2 separate regions of the Homo sapiens genome follow, and region 2 is linked to region 1. The links are chromatin loops, found by intact Hi-C in ENCODE. Cell type or tissue: B cell. All regions are shown on one strand. Each heading gives the region's core, and the rest is flanking DNA. Links, peaks and the distances in the headings are about the cores only.

Region 1 (5,378 bases), core at 72-5,071:
GAGCCACCATGCCTGCCCTGCTTGCCTGGACTTCTGAGTGGCCCCAGCCTCGCAATGTCACTTCATGCTTTCCTGCTACTGAACAGTGCCAGTGGCATGGCTAAGGAGAGGGACCCTCCTCATCACTGAGGGTGGACTGAGATCCTCACAAGATGCAGGTTCTCCTTCCATGTCACTGGAGGCGCATAAACCCCTCTGCCTCTTCCACACACCAGCTGTGTTATCAGGGTGAATTATTATTATTTTTTTTTTTTGAGACTGAGTCTTGCTCTGTCACCCAGGCTGCAATGCAGTGGCGTGATCTCCGCTCACTACAAGCTCCGCCTCCTGGGTTCATGCCATTCTCCTGCCTTAGCCTCCCAAGTAGCTGAGACTACAGGTGCCCGCCAACATGCCTGGCTAATTTTTTGTATATTTAGTAGGGACGGGATTTCACCATGTTAGCCAGGATGGTCTCCATCTCCTGACCTCGTGATCCACCTGCCTCGGCCTCCCAAAGTGCTGGGATTACAGGTGTGAGCCACCGCACCCAGCCATGGGGTGCATTCTTAACCTCTCTGTGCCTCAGTGCCCTTATCTGTAAGTTGGAGATAATAATAGTATCCACCTTACAGGGCTATTAGGAGGATTACATGAGTTGTTAGGAGGCTTTATGCACGTACAGCACTCAGAACAGTGCCTGGCCCTAATAAGTGTATGTATTAGGCTGTTATTGTGACACAGGTGTTTGCCTGATGTAAACACTGGCAAAACTTTTAGGCCCCAATGCTAGTATATCAACCTAGGGATATCTAAGCCAAATAAAATAATAAAACCTTCAGAGTCAGTCTTAACGTACAGATTCCCCCATTGTACAGTTAAGATGGTCAGTGACAGGGTCAGGACCCTGCTTGCATCCTGTATTTTTTGCTTTTAGTGTTGGATTTTGTACTTAGTGTTTAATAGATGATAGATGGCGGATGGATGAGTAGATACAGACTGGCATTCACAGGTACCCAAAGGATACGGCTACCCTAGTTATTATAATATTTAAATACTACCAGTTCTCGCTATTCTCACCAGTTATATTCTGTACAGTCACCACGAACACCAAACTGGTGAACACTGGCCCATTGCTCCTAGGGGAAATACAGGGTTAGGTTTCTGTGAGCCACTGGTCACAAGACTTTCATCAACTAATCAATACATAACTTTGTTTTCTGTGTGTTTCTGTTTGAAGACACCTTATTGAATATATAGTTAACTCATTAACATTGAACTCATGCCCCACAGCACGATACTTCATGCCCAAACAAACCTGATCTAATGTATTTTCTCTGTAAGGCGCATACAGTCATCTTGTACTTAGAAACATTCGCCAGCACGTCAGCCCTAGGCTCGGGGGCCATTTCAAACAGCGAAATCAACAAAAAACCCAGCAATGCAGAAAAGGTGGCACTAAGTAGACTGTGACAAGGACACTTGTTTACATTACGAGAGCTGAAACAGGCAGAGCACTGCCCTGTCCCACCTCAGCCAGGAACATGCATGTTGGGTGACTCAAATTTTTCATGGCTTTGCGCATGTCTGTGAAAGATGACAAAGCACCTCAAGTATTGATTTCGGGGTCACAAATTTTAGCAAGGAGGCAAATTCACAAATACAGACTCCATGAATAATGGGGATTGGCTGTACCCGTACATGGTCCCCCTCTTAGTCCTATCCCCACAAGATGCAGCCATCTGCATATCTACTGCCTGGCCCAGCATGGGGCCTCCAGCACCCCGAGCCAGCTCTTAGGCCAGCGCCATCCCACTTGTTGACTCTCCCATCTCTCTCCTGGTGGTATAAATGTTGCTGCCCTGGCTGCACTGGCGGAGGGGTGAGGAAGCCCTGCCCTGCCACCTTTCCCCTTACGCTACTTCCCCACTGCACATGGGGCCTCCCTTGCGAGCCAGACCCACGCATGTGTAAAGGAAGGCGGGATGACACACAAGCAGAGGCCACCTGTGACTGCTCCAGGCCAAGTGCTGCATCAACACCTGGGGAAGACCCCCTGGCGGTTGGGGGGAGCCTGTTTTGACCTGATCTTTATTTACCCCTCAAAGGAAGTAAATAAATAGCTCTTTGTTTCTCTTTGTGGATGTGCCTGTACCACACTGGATGTGCCCGCTGCACACCGTTAAAAACCATGACCCAGCCCCAGAGGAAGTGGTAATACAACGATTGTTTGTTTTATTTTCCATTTATTCTTACATCTCCTCCCCGCCTCCATCCTCCACCCTTTTTGTGTGTGCTGAGAGGTTTTCTTTACCAACCTGGGATCCAATCATTTGTTCATTCATTTCTTCATTCACTCATTCCAGTGTGTACTGAACCATCATAGTGCTAGATACTGGTAAATATGAAAGACATTATAGGAGAAAGTGAGGGTGCTTTGGCCTGTGGATTCAGGCCAACTTGGATTCGGATCCTTGGAACTGTTTCCTGGCAAGATGATCGTGGATCTCTCCCAGCAGAATCATGGGCAAACTTCAGCCTTGTGGAACTCAATCTGAAAATTGAGATCATACTGTCTCATCTCACACGACTGTTTCAAGGATTAAAGACAGAGCAGTGATTTCCCCATGGTCAGCACTTAATATGTGATGCTTGCTTCCTTTAAGCTAGCAAGGTGGTAACAAAGCTTGGAATTTCTTCTCCGTCTCTCTTCCCTGTGGCTGCCAGCCTCCTTCAGCCCTTTATGGGCACCCACCTGGATTACTGTACATTTCTAAAGCTCAGAGACTGTTAGAGGCTTCCCAAGGCCTGCAAAATCAAATTCACCTTCTGTTGGTGTTCTGTTCTCCTAGGATCTGGGCTCAACTCACCTTTCCAGGCCTTTACCCACAGTGAATCTTTATAACCCTCTCCCTGCTAGCTAGATCTAATAGATCCTGGGGTGTTCCTGCTTCCATTGCTTTGTGCACACTGTCCCCCTTCCTGGAATGCCCTTTATCCTCCTCTCTCCATCCAAACTTGACCAGTCTTCAAAGCCCAGTTTAAATCCACCCAGTTCCTCCTCCCACATACCCTGCCTCCTGGGTGGTGTTTCCTAGTGTGTATTATGTGTGGATAACAACACCTATTATTGTCCTTACTAGACTAGGAGCTCTTTGAGGACAGGCTCTGTGTCTCATTGGTTTCCACCCTTCTCTCATTCATTCAGCACATGTGAAGGATGACTGCTCTGTGCCTTTGGGCCCGTCCGTGTTTCTCCAGCAGTGCCCATCACTCTGTAGGATATTCTCTTAGGAAAAGTTGGTCCAACAAATGAGTGAGGGGAAACAGAACAGAAGGTGGCAAATACTAGTCCCCCTTATTCACAGATCCCTAGTGGATGCCTGGAACAGCGGATAGTACCAGACTCTCTGTATATTATGTTTCTTCCTATACATACATACCAATGATAAAGTTTAATGTATAAATTACGTACAGTAAGAGATTAACCACAATGACTAATAATAAAACAGAACAGTTATATATTGTAATAAAAGTTGTGTGAATGTGGTCTGTTTCTCTCTCTCTCTCAAAATATCTTTTTGTACTGCACGATGGGTAACTAAAACCAAAGATAGTGAAACTGAGGCTGGGCACGGTGGCTCACGCCTATAATCCCAGCACTTTGGGAAGCCGAGGCACGCGGATCACCTGAGGTCAAGAGTTTGAGGCCAGCCTGGCCAACATGGAGAAACCCTGTCTCTACTAAAAACACAAAAATTAGCCGGGCATGGTGGCACGTGCCTGTAATCCCAGCTACTCGGGAGGCTGAGTCGGGAGAATTACTTGAACCCAGAAGGCAGAGGTTGCGGTGAGCTGAGATCATGCCATTGCGCTCCAGCCTGGGCAATAAGAGCGAAACTCCGTCTCAATAAATAAATAAATAAAGTGAAACTGGATAAAGGGGGTGACTGCTCATGAAGTCTTGGAGTGCAGGCTCTCTGTGCTGTGGGAATTCTGAGAGAAGGGGAGTAGGGGAGGCTACGGGTGAGGGGAAGGCTTCCCGGAGAGCCGAGTGGTCTTTAGAGGTTAACTGGTAGAGTTTGGAGGGCTGGGATGCAAGGCAAGGGCAGGGTGGGAGCCATGACCATCCTGGCAAGGCCAGGGATTCTTGCTTCAGCCCCTCACCATCATCCCAAGTGTCTAGATCTGGGGAGGGCATGTGGATGAAGGCTGGAACCATACAGAGTCCTTCCGGGGACCTGATCAACACAGTGGAGCAAGGGAGGACAGAGAGAGAGCCAAGAACCTTCTGCATGTTGGGTCAGTTGCAGGCGCCAAGAAGGGCTAGGGAAACGTGCATTCATTTATTAAGACTTTGTTCTTAAGGTTTTTCTTTTTTCTTTTCTTTTTTTTTGAGACAGAGTCTCGCTCTGCCGCCCAGGCTGGAGTGCAGTGGCACGATCTCTGCTCACTGCAAGCTCCACCTCCTCCTGGGTTCGTGCCATTCTCCTGCCTCAGCCTCCTGAGTAGCTGGGACTACGGGCGCCGGCCACCATGCTCGGCTAATTTTTTTGCATTTTTAGTAGAGACGGGATTTCACCTTGTTAGCCAGGATGGTCTCGATCTCCTGACCTTGTGATCCGCCCGCCTCGGCCTCCCAAAGTGCTGGGATTACAGGCGTGAGCCACCGCTCCCGGCAAGGTTTTTAAAAAAATTATAAGATGATTATTTTTAGGAATTTGGACAATATGGAAAATAGGAAAAAGTTAGAAAAATCACCCATAGTTCTTATCACCCAAAGACAGCCCTGGTTTACATTTTGTGATTTCCTTCTAGTCTTACATCTTTATTAATTTAAAAATTGTTAATTTTTAGATTTAACTTTTAAACTAAATAGTAAAAATTGTAATTATAAATATAAAACAAACTTCCTTATTGTAAAAACACATTACAAATAGGAAGAAAATAAAAGTTTAAATTCCGCCCCAATCATTAAGTCCTATCCCTCAGGGAAAATCAGTGTTAAGGGTTACTAGATGTCCTTCTGAACCTTTTTTTCTGTGCCTACAAACTCACTGATAGTTTCATTCTTTTAAAATAGGATCATAGAATACTGTTCACATGCAATCATTTCTCCTTTTACAAAGTTAGGACCATTTTGCATGCCTGGTGTTATATTTCCTTTCCTTTTTTTTTTTTTTTTTTTTGAGACAGAGTCTCGCTCTGTCACCCAGGCTGGAGTGCAGTGGTGCGATCTCAGCTCACTGCAACCTCCATCTCCCGGGTTCAAGCAATTCTCCTGCCTCAGCCTCCCAAGTAGCTGGGACTACAGGTGCACACCACCACACCCGGCTAATTTTTTGTATTTTTAGTAGAGACAGGGTTTCACCTTGTTGGTCAGGCTGGTCTCGAACTCC
Region 2 (5,378 bases), core at 305-5,304, 300 kb after region 1:
ATAAACATACACATATAATGTAGTAAATAATTATAAAAGTGAACCCCTGGCTGGGTGCGGTGGCTCACGCCTGTAATCCCAGCACTTTGTGAGGCTAAGGCAGGCAGATCACGAGGTCAGGGGTTTGAGACCAGCCTGGCCAACATGGTGAAACCCCATCTCTACTAAAAATACAAAAATTATCCAGGTGTTGTGGCACGCACCTGTAATTCCAGCTTGGGAGGCTAAGGCAGGAGAATCGCTTGAACCTGGGAGGTGGAGGTTGCAGTGAGCCAAGATCGTATCAATGCACTCCAGCCTGGGTGACAGAGCAAGACTCCATCTAAAGAAAAAAAAAAGTGAACCCCTAGGCAACCATCACCCAGGTGAATAAACAACAGAATGTAGCTTGTACGCCAAAATCAACTCATGTGCCCTCCACCCCCAGAGGTAATCACTATCCTGACTGTACGATAATCAGCTCCTTGCCTCTTTTATTATGTAACCACCTATGTCTGCATCCCTTAGCTGAGTTTAGTTTTGCCTGACTCTGAATTTAATACAGATGGAATGGCGCTGGACATGTTCTTTTACGTCAGGCTTTTCCCACCCAACAGTGTATTTGTGAGAGTCACTTATGTTGTGTATAGCCGTAGTCTGTTAATTTTCTTTCTTTTCTTTTTATTATTTATTTATTTTTGAGATGGAGTCTGCTCTGTTGCCCAGGCTGGAGTGCAGTGGCGCGATCTCAGCTCACTGCAACCTCCACCTCCCCAGCTCAAGCGATTCTCCTACCTCGGCCTCCCAAAGTGCCAGGATTGCAGGCGTGAGCCGCCGGGCCTGGCCTTTAATGTATATTTCAACTTCAGTAAATATTTTATTAAGTGGTTGTACTACTTTACTCCTTGCTAGTGGCCCACAGAGTTCCTGTTGCTCCTTAGCCTTATCAACACTTGGTCTTGTTAGTTTAATTTCTGCCATGATGGTGAGTGTGTAACATGTCTCATCCTGGTGTATTGCATTTTCATTCTCATTTTAAAAATATATAATTTTGGGGTATGTTTGCTGACATCTATAATATATTCATGCATCGGGGTATATATAAGCAATTTACAAGGAAAGAAGCATATATTGAGAGTGCTCAAAAGTTTTTACTGATAGGAATATATGATCAAAACGGTTGAAAGATCAGGGTAATATTGAATGCCAGGAAGGGGGTTGGCATGTAGCTTGGGAGTTGGAAGGTGATATTGGTCTTGTGGGGAGACCCCCTAAGTGGCAGTGCCTGCTGGGGCTAAGAAGCCTCTTCCCAGAGGGTACTGAACCACAGAGTACCCATCACCCTTCAGGCCCTCTTGCCTAGCACATCTGGTGGGGGAGAGGGGGAGACTCTCAGGCTAGAGCCCTCAGCAGGTGTACCGTTCAATTTGGAATTGGCAGGTGCCCATCTTTTAGGTGCTTCTAGGGCAGTAGTTCTCCACTAGGGGTGATTTTGTCCCCCTAGGGGACATTTGCCAATGTCTGATGATATTGGCCAGGGATACCACTAAACATCTTAAAATGCACAGGACAGCCCCTGTAACTAATTACCTGGCCCTGAGTGTCTGGTGTTGAGGTTGAGAAACTCTGATCTAGGAAAAGAGCCAGGAAACAGATTTGCCATAAACTTGCTGCATGGCCTCGAGGAAGTCACTTAAGTGATTTGAGCCTCAGCCTCCTTGGAATCTGAAAAACGGATAGCAAGCGTTGCTGCCCTTCCCCTTCATGGGGCTCTTGTCAGGATGGGGGAGATGGTGAATGTGCAGGCATTTTGGGGGAGGCGTCCCTGCAAAGGGGCCTTGTGGCTGTTGCGTTCCAGTAGAGCCAGGCCTTTTCAGCACTGGCCCTTCTTCCTTGACTGTGTTCCCTGTCCACCAAGCTGGAGGCATCAGGTGACCGCTGTGAACCTCAGTCCTGGTTCGTGCTGCTGCAGGGGCTGTGAGGCGCTTCCCCCACAGTCCCTGCGGGCCCCAGCCTTTTGATGAGGGCTGCAGAAATGAGGGGTTCTCTGGGAGCCTTGGGGCCCAGGACAAAAACATTTCCAACTTTGTCCTTAGCTGGATGGGAGTCCAAGGTTGTGGGGGTGATAAGAGGTATTTATCATGTTCCTTATCTGAGGCCCCATTGCAGGTCTCGGGCGGCAAGGGGCGGGAGCCAGAGGTCCTCCCTGGGGGCTCTGCACACCCAGGCCTGGCTCCTACTCATCCTTTGTGTCCTTCCAGAATTTGCCAGCCCAGGGAGGCCCAGGGTTGGACCAGAGTCTGGGTCCATCCTCCCTGGGCCTCTCTGGCCTCACTGTTCTGGGCTTCCCTCACATTGCTGGCATCTCCTGCCTTCTCCAGGAGCCACGGCCTGCCTCATCTCCTCTCTGCTGCCCGCTTCCTTCCTGAAACCTGCACTCACGAAAGGGCCCAGTAAACTCATCCACCCTGAGACGCAGACGACCGATAATAGCTTAACCTTTCTTAATACAGGGTATTTGCTTATCAACGATGGGAATCCCTTGGCCACCAGAAAGAAGCACTAAGTGAAATCTCTGCCCAGTCTCTTTGGCAGGCTGCTAAAAAAGTGCTGGGGGGCTGAGGAACCACTGAACTTGCATGTGTATCAAGAACAGTTTCTGCACAAGTGAAAAGTGTGCGGTGGTGTGGATCTTCCCGGAGCTGCCCAGGGCTCTGCTTGATCTCAGGCTCCATTTCAAGGTGGGCTGTAGTACGGCCTCGACCTGGGTGTCTGGAGGCCCTGGGAAGGCCCAAGGCCAAGACTGCAGGTGTATGGCCAGTCAGGAAGATGGTGAGCTGTGGGGCTTCTGGCTAGAAGGACACATGTCTCTAGGAAGCGGGGCTGGGGTTAGGGTTAGGCCCACCCTGGACCTGGTGGGATTGGGACTCTGGCGAAATTCTTGCTGCTCTGTGTCTCTCCATCTGCCTAGGGCCCTCTGAGGTCAGGCTGGGGTCAGGGCGGCCATGAGAGGCCTCCTGTGGGAGGACCAAGGAGCGCTGTGGGCGCCTGGAGCCGGGCGGGTGAGATTGAAGCAGTCTGTGTTGGGTAGGCTGCGGTGTGGGACTGTGCCGTCGGGGCGCAGTTCCCTCTGTGCTGTGAGTAATCCTCGGCCGCATTTGCAGCTCCCAGGGGATTGTGCAACTTCCTCTCCAGCTGAGGTGCAGGGGGCTGGGTGAGAAACAGCAGCCGCCGGGGAAATGAGGAAACTGAGCCCGGCCCTGGGGCTGGGGTGCGGCCCTGGGCTCCGGCCCCTGGAGGAGCTGAGCATTCCAGGGGCCTCCTTCCAGGGGGCTGCCCTCTCGAAGGTATGAGAGCACACGCGTGCATGTGTGTGAGTGTGTGCATGTGTGTGAGCATGTGTGTGAATGTGTGTCCATGTGTGTTAGCCTGTGTGCATCTGTGTGAGTGTATGTGCATGCGTGTGGTGTCTTTGGGGAGGTGGGTGGGTAGGGATGAGGCCCCTCAGGCTGCACTGGCATTGGGATGTCTTTGGGGAGGGGTGGGGGTCTCTGAGCATGGCCAAGGCTGGGGTGAGGGAAAGAATGGGGAAGAAGGTGGCCAAGCTCTGGAGTGCAGGTTGGACAGCGTGGGAAATCAGGAGTCAGCCAGAGTTGTGCTTCAGTTTCCTCATCTCTCCAGGCTTATTTCAAGGGTCGAGTGAGAAGGTCATGGGCAGGATGGGCTTAGCATGTCACTGGCCAGGCCACAGTGAATACCCATTTACATTAGGGGCTGGGAGCATATGCTCTACATCCACCTGCTTGAATCCTGGCCCTGTCGTTTTGCAGTTTCATGATGCTGGCAAGTTATCCTCCTCTGCTTCCTCATCTGTAACATGGAGATGACAGTTATAGTGCCCACCTTGTGAGTTCTGAAGAGTAAAAGACTTTACTCACATAAAGTGCTCAGAATAGAGCCAGCCTCCCACTAAGTGCCTGCACAGGTTAACACTTCACCAGGACATAGCATGTTTGTGTGCAGATGGCAAAAAACTGCCCAGGGCTCCTGACGATCATTTTTGATGGTGGAAGTTTGAGCTGGAACTGAGATTGATAGTAAGAGCTCATGTTTACCTGGCCTTATTCCATGTCAGGTACTGTGCCCAGTGATTCATCTGTACCAGCCCCTTCACCCTCAGTCACCCCATGAGGGGGATGCTGCTATCATTCCCATTTTGCAGATGGGGACATGTAGGCCCAGGGGCTAGAGTGACTTGCTCCAGGGCAGCTATATCAGTGAGGGAGAATGGCAGAATGGTCCACTCAGCCCACAGGTGGGCCCCTCACCCACACCCCTGCCCCTTTTCTGGGTTCCAATAGAAGTATGGGAGAGGAGGAGGATGGAGGGTCTGCTGGGAGGGGTGTGAGGGCTGGCCTTGCAGCCTGTGGGCTCTGGCCAGGGAGCCCTTTCTTTTCTCTGTGCCATCCCCAATTAAGTAATCAAAGTAACCCACAGCTATAAAGAGTTAAATTAATATAGCGAATGGAGCCAGGTGCGGTGGCTCACGCCTGTAATCCCAGCACTTTGGGAGGCCGAGGTGGGCGGGTCCCCTGAGGTCAGGAGTTTGAGACCAGCCTGGCCAACATGGTGAAACCCCGTCCCTACTAAAATACAAAAAATTAGCTGGGCATGGTGGCATGTGCCTGTAATCCCAGCTACTTGGGTGGCTGAAGCAGGAGAATCGCTTGAACCCAGGAGGCGAAGGGGTTCAATGAGCCTACATTGCACCACTGCACTCCAGCCTGAACGACGGAGGGAGACTCTGCCTTAATAATAATAATAATAATATAAGGAATGGTTTATTAGTAGTTGGAGTTGGAAGAGACTTCCTAGGAGAGTGAGCTCCCTGCCAGGGTGTAGTCTTGAGAGAGCAGTTGAAGGCCACTCATCTGTGGGCATGAGGGTGCAGTGGTTCTGAATCTGGCTTCAGATTCACACAGGCCTGGTTTTCAGCTCTGTCTGAGCCAGTTACTGTTTGGCCTCAGGCCTCAGTTTCACCACATTTAAAATGGGGGTGATAGCAGTTCCTATCTCCTAGGGTGATGGTGAGGATGAAATAAGACACCATAGTAAAATGCTTAGCACAGGTCTGGCCTGGAGTAAGTGTCTGACAGATGGATGCCATTATTAGGCGCCTGTTGTAGAGAGGGCCACGCGCCAGGCAGATAGTTGGGCTGCACAGATACTTTTGGAGGGAGGTTTTTCAAATTGTGGATCAGGGCCACTAATTGGACCCTAATTCAGCCATGAAATCAGTTTGGTGGGTCTCCATGAATTTTTTTTTAATGAAAAAGAAGAGACTAGAAAATATTCAAGTGTATTGCTCAGTATCAGTAAGCATTGTTGTGTAGAACATG

What was found. Hi-C counts contacts between places; a loop is a spot of excess contacts. Peaks named below come from ENCODE experiments on the same cell type or tissue, not always from the same donor. Only the 100,000 strongest peaks of a DNase experiment are listed, where the experiment ranks them.
Region 2: a loop joins it to region 1, with 2.2 times the contacts of the local background. A loop is called at or near these places in 1 of 110 quality-filtered maps.

The regions. Positions count from the first base shown.
Region 1 is chr6:42,019,279-42,024,656 of GRCh38, reverse strand. It overlaps LOC105375059 (a long non-coding RNA gene), which reads right to left. Exons shown (of 5, transcript XR_001744119.2): 5 at 2,417-2,533. It also overlaps a transcript of CCND3 not described here. Among named protein-coding and RNA genes, the nearest start is that of TAF8, 29 kb to the left of the region's middle. In B cell, for the core only: a CTCF peak has its summit at 2,004; DNase peaks (open chromatin) are centred at 204 and 2,006; H3K4me3 peaks cover 1,608 bases; H3K27ac peaks cover 4,694 bases.
Region 2 is chr6:41,721,409-41,726,786 of GRCh38, reverse strand. All of the region lies in intron 1 of TFEB (transcription factor EB), which reads left to right. Among named protein-coding and RNA genes, the nearest start is that of MIR10398, 9.5 kb to the left of the region's middle. RefSeq lists enhancers at 2,340-2,479, 2,810-2,899, 3,141-3,683. In B cell, for the core only: no CTCF peak of the experiment used is centred there; DNase peaks (open chromatin) are centred at 2,416 and 3,146; H3K4me3 peaks cover 3,490 bases; H3K27ac peaks cover 5,000 bases.